Regions from separate parts of the Homo sapiens genome. Here region 1 is linked to region 2. Evidence: read pairs that join two places in POLR2A ChIA-PET (ENCODE). Cell type or tissue: Panc1. All regions are shown on one strand. Each heading gives the region's core, and the rest is flanking DNA. Links, peaks and the distances in the headings are about the cores only.

Region 1 (2,816 bases), core at 94-2,593, 58 kb before region 2:
AGTGCTTGGCACTTGAAAGCCAGACAACTGTTATTCAAGGGCTTAATGAATGTTTCTTCTTCCCCTCTGTATTTTAGCTTATCATTGGTTTGTTCTCATTTTCAGTATTTCTTATGTACTTCCTTATAAACCAAAGTTCATTGTTCATATAAGATAAACAGTATACATTGAAGAATCAAAACAGTTCAAAATTGTATAATGATTCACACCATGATGGAAAATCATAGTGATGAACCAGATAAGTCAGTCACGTGACTCAGGTCATCTCCACTCACTGCTGCACATGCTCTGTCAGTAGTCACTAGGTAGCTTTCAAACTGCTCTATTTTAAAGAATAAAAGTACTTAAATAATTACTTAATATATTGATTTTAATATCAGAATTAAAACAGACAATATTTACTTGTGCCTTTAATGGAATGAGCCCTCTCAATTTCTCTGTTGGACATACTGCTGTAAATGTTTTGCATCTCATATCCCTGTGTACACAGATGAGATTAGGTGAGCTGTTTGTAGCACATTTGCAGGTGATTGATTGGTTAAGATGTGAGAATGTCTCTGGTACAGAAGCCTCACACTAGTGACCTGGGCTTGAGGGATAGAATTCAGCCTCTGTCTGAGAATTATGAAGAAATAGTTTGTCACAGACCTTACTACCCATTATCGTATATGTTGATGTTTGCCCTTTAGTGCTGCCAGCCACATGCTAAGCCTTTAAGCATGAATTTCTAACCCATACCAAGGGGTCAGTCCCCTGTAGTCTAATCTTGATCCATGTTGAATGTATTGTTTTAAAAAATCCATAATTTGAAGGAAAACACCACAGCAATAACAACAGCAATAATAATGCCTTTAACAATGAAAATGAAAACAAGTTACTAGCTATCAGACACTATTCTAAGGGCCTTACATATAACTCATTTATTCCTCATAACAACAATGTGAAGTAGCTACTGTTATTTGCATCTTACAGCTCAGAAAACAAGCATGGTGAGATAAGGAAACTTTACTAAGGTCACATAACTAGTAAGTGGTGGAGCCAGCGTTGAAACTCAGGAAGTCTGTACACAACTGGGAGGGAAGGCTAATATTTGAAATGATAGACTCAACATTCAATATTTCAGTATCGATGAGCTCTAAGTTGATAGAGCTATGTGTAAAAACCCTGCATTTAATATTAAGAAATCATTGGCAGAAGAGTAAGAGAGGGCTTTGGTCAAGTAAGCTGAGTGCATAAGAAAACTCTGGCATTTGAGGTGTCCTTAGCTCCAGATGCTTTGGTAGGGCAGAGTGTATCCATGGAGGTACCATGAGCTACCATGGAGGTAGCTCAGAGAGGAAAGGGAACAGTAACAGAGGCCTGCTTGGTTTTTAAACAGTTTTGCAAAGAGTATTATTTACGTATTTATACTAAGTCTACACCAGTTTTGAGTATTTGCCTACTACAGTGTAAGCAAATGCTTACAGGAAATTAGCACACCTCTGAAAGATCTCTGCACCAAAGGAATAGAAAAGGTTGAAGAAATTATCTTAAATTCATATAGAGATTTTAATGACTTTAAATGGAATTATAATCAACTGTATTTTATCTTCTGTTATATATTCAAGTTGTATGGTTGTATATCACTTGTCCTTGTCCATTGTATTTGGGTTTCATGCTTCATGGTGTCACTTTTTTAAATAGAAAAAAATGTGAATAGTTAAAAATAAATTTTATTTGATATTTAGATAATGGTAAAAATTGAAATGATGATAAATGCTGTTTATTGCCTACTTGTGAAGGTGTCAATGTTACGTTGGTAGAGTATATATGGAATCATTTATATGATTTACAGTAAATGAAACAGAAGGTGAGGTACCACTTTCAGATGTAGTACAGTTGTCTGACTCAGATTTTAGAAATCTATTGATATTTTTAAAGCAAAACTTTTTTTAATGCTTTACATTTGAATGATGTTCTTTGTACTTGGATATTGATCCTATTTCTGATTCAGTTTTGAAAGGAATTAACATCAAGTGGACTTCATGTCACTTAACAGTGCTTTTTTGTATACATTTTTAAAGAAAATTAGTCATTTTACTTTGATTTTTGAGTTAGCAATTCACAAGCAGGTAATTAAACACTTTTAGAAGAAAAATATTGGTCTAATAATAATCTTAACTCATCTTTTTGACATAGTAAAGAAAAAGGAACTCTGCAGAAGCAAAATTTTTTAGTATGTGGCAAACAACTAAGCAACTAGATTTTTCTTGGCTTTCTTAGTATTCTTCCATAGCTTGTAATTCATTAAACATTCCTATTCAGCTTTCTATACTAATTTCATATATATATATATGTATTTTGCTTCATGAAAGCATTGCTGCTTTTCTTCTTCATCAGTAATTAGTAAACTTAGCTTCCTAACCCCTTATAACTTATGCCTTATTAACGATAGTGAACATACCAGTAAGCATTGAAATTAGTGTTACTCTGATATGTCAAACTCATTCTAGAAGTTATGCTTTTCCTTACCATTACTGTATTAGTGGACGTCCTGCAGCCTATCATTCTATTGTTCATTAAATACAGCTAATGAACCTTATTTAGAGTAATTGAAAGGGAATAATAGAAGATTTTAAGGGAATGACATTTTCTTCCAGGAGTGAACTTATAAAATATTGTTATTTGAAGGTTTTCTAGGGACTTCTTTTTAGTAAGTAAATTAGAATTAGCCCTTTCTTTATAAATTAATGCTGCTGAAATGCTTAAAATATACTTAACTTTTAAAAACATTATCTTTGATTTTATTTAAGTGTTTAATTGGCATTATCTGTGGA
Region 2 (2,816 bases), core at 75-2,574:
ATTTCTATAGAGTAAATAACCATTTCCTAGATTAAATAATCTTACTCGCTTAGGTTTTTGGGATGGGCATATAGTGGAGGACTTCATAGCTTAAGAATATACTGCCAATTCTGAGTGTGTGAATTCAGAAAGAAATATAAGGATTTCAGAGGGCAAAATGATAAGTAGCCGATGGCCAGAGTTCCCACACTTCGAGGGCCATGGACTTTTGCTTTGGCAGTAACAGATGGCTGGATAGTGACCAAGGGATGCTGCCTAGGAAGAGCAGGTAATGGGTTTGCCAGCTGGAGCTGAAAACATTAAAAGACCAGTGGTTCGAGTGGGCACGGTGGCTCACACCTATAGTCCCAGCTGAGGCAAGTGGATCGCTTGAGCCCAGGAGTTCAAGATCAGCTTGGGCAACATGGCAAAAACCTGTCTCTACAAAAAAAAAAAAAAAAAAAAAAAGATTAGCCGGGCATGGTGGTGAATGCCTGTAGTCCCCACTACTCAGGAGGCTGAGGTGAGAGAGTTGTTTGAACCTGAGAGGTCAAAAGTGCAGTGAGCCTAAATGGCATCACTGCACTCCATCCTGGGCAACAGAGTGAGAACTTGTCTCAAAAAAAAATAAATAAAAATTAAAAAAAAATTAGAATTAAAAAGCACCCTTTAGAATAAGACAGTCTATAGGCCCAAGTTTTCAGTGGAGCCAGGGTCATGCTATCAACCTTGCTGGTTAGGTAGTCTCCTAGAGCCAGGGACACGGAGGCACCCCCAGGAAGGAGAGTTCCTTTCTAAAGCTGCAGAGCACATTAATTCCTTTATTTTTGCTGCATTGAGATAGTCTCTTCATTCCCCTGAAGGTTGACCATACCTCTTACTGTTTATCTCTGAGTTCTCAGGCAGTTCTCTGGCAGTTCTCAGGAACTGGCAGATTTTGTTGGTTAATGTATTGTTTAGACCTCACCATGCCCCAGCAGGTTGAGAAGTAAATGGTGTTTTCTTCTAGGATTAGACCTGCTGACATTTTGAAATAGCCTAGGGCTGCTGGAAAGAGGTACCCAGGAGTTCTCTCCCTTTGAGGACAGGACCACTACCAGTTGACCTGTCTCCCCCTTTCCTTCAAACTAGGATGTTGGCAGCAGAAGATGAGGCTTGGTATGAAAATGAACAGCTTGTGAAAGCGTAACAGGATGTGAGTAAATTAAAGAATTGGGGTTTTTCCCTTTGGTTTTTTAGGTAGAGGGGAGCCTACCTACAATGAAAAGTTAAATAAAAAGTACCCACATGAATGAAGGCAGGGGCAAGTCCAAAGCCAAGATACCGTTTCACTCTAAGTAAACCCACTGAGGGAATCCCCTCCCTTAAAAAGGAAAAAAAAAAAAAAAAAAAAAAAAAAAAGGAAAGAAAACTGGTTGGGCTTGGTGGCTCATGCCTGTAATCCCAGCACTCTGGAAGGCCAAGGCAGGTAGATCGCTTGAGGTCAGGAGTTCGAGACCAGTCTGGCCAACATGGTGAAACCCCGTGTCTACTAAAAATACAAACGATTAGCTGGGCGTGGTGGCATGCGGCTGTAATCCCAGCTACTCAGGAGGCTGAGGCAGGAGAATCACTTAAACCTGGAAGGCAGAGGTTGCTGTGAGCCGAGATCATGCCACCATACCCCAGCCTGGGTGACGGAGTGAGATTCTGTCTCAAAAAAATAAAAATTAAAAATTTTTTTTAAAAAGAAAACAAATTATTAGAAACTATGACCTTCATCATCTTTTCTGTGCCTATTCTCCACTGACTTCTGGTGGCGGGGGGGGTCTTGGAATTTCATCCAGGAGAATATGTCCTTGGGTTACATGGTTGCAGAAACAAATGACTTGGTACTTGATAGTCTTTATAGAAAGAGAAATCAAAGTGCTGCAGTTAACACTGGCCAAGGCACTTGAATGCAAAGCAAAAGTGACAAAAGGGACTGAGGTTGCAGTACGGGAAGTACACTACTGTGTCAGTAGTTAAAGGTGGTGGCCTTGATTTCTCAGAGGGAGAGGAATCAGCTTTGAAGATGCCTGTCACAGACACTAGAAAATCCAACCATCTAGGGCATTGTGTCTGCTGACTCTGTGCTGAGGGATAGAGCTAGAACCCAAATTCCAGGTCCCTGTGTGTTGAAAACAGTCAATCAGCATTCTGACCCTGCCCTGATTACTTTGAATTCAGTGGCCTGGAAAGCCCCATTGATTTCACTGTCTGATTTCTGGAAGTCAATTGAAAGAGAAACATAGCAGCAAGAACCTAAAAGAAAATACAAAAGTTAGCACCTTCTAAGAATAACTTACTGGTCCCAAGTTGGTGTCTATACCTAGTCAGCACCATTAAGAGTCATCCCCGTGGTTGGGGGAAGGTATACCTACAAGGTATTGTCTACATGGGGATTTATAACTTTTACTCTTTAAGGTTTGCCTGCTTGCCAGAGATGTTGCTTCGTTTACTGTTGTTGCTTTCAAAACAGTTGCCTTTTATTTTCCTCTTGCCATGGAAACTGAAATAAATAAAGAGAAGCATGGTTTTTGAATGTTCTCCAGCTTTAGATGCATTGAAGTTTTCAAGATCAGTCAATAAGCATTTTTCTGCCCAATTACCTGTGAGAAGATGTATCTATTGGGAATAAAGAATGGGGGGCGGGGGGTATTGGAAAGGCTGATCAATAAGGCTGGGCTTCATGTCAAACATGTCAATGTATGCTTAGGCCAGTTTCAAATGTTTGGTGGCATTTTGTTCACAAAAGGATAGAGTGTGTGCATCATATTTGTTTTTTTTGTTTTTTCACAAAATTGAGTTAAATCCAG

The links. ChIA-PET counts read pairs that join two places held together with the same protein. Peaks named below come from ENCODE experiments on the same cell type or tissue, not always from the same donor. Only the 100,000 strongest peaks of a DNase experiment are listed, where the experiment ranks them.
Region 1: POLR2A ChIA-PET joins it to region 2 with 26 read pairs; 1 of 35 experiments calls an interaction of 5 or more read pairs at or near these places.

The regions. Positions count from the first base shown.
Region 1 is chr11:34,953,885-34,956,700 of GRCh38, forward strand. The region is part of intron 3 of PDHX (pyruvate dehydrogenase complex component X); the gene reads left to right. Among named protein-coding and RNA genes, the nearest start is that of MIR1343, 13 kb to the left of the region's middle. In Panc1, for the core only: no CTCF peak of the experiment used is centred there; no DNase peak of the experiment used is centred there; H3K27ac peaks cover 1,776 bases.
Region 2 is chr11:35,011,617-35,014,432 of GRCh38, forward strand. LOC105376626 (a long non-coding RNA gene) reads right to left here. Exons shown (of 4, transcript XR_001748180.2): 4 at 1-2,816. Among named protein-coding and RNA genes, the nearest start is that of MIR1343, 71 kb to the left of the region's middle. RefSeq lists an enhancer at 2,276-2,325. In Panc1, for the core only: no CTCF peak of the experiment used is centred there; no DNase peak of the experiment used is centred there; H3K27ac peaks cover 2,500 bases.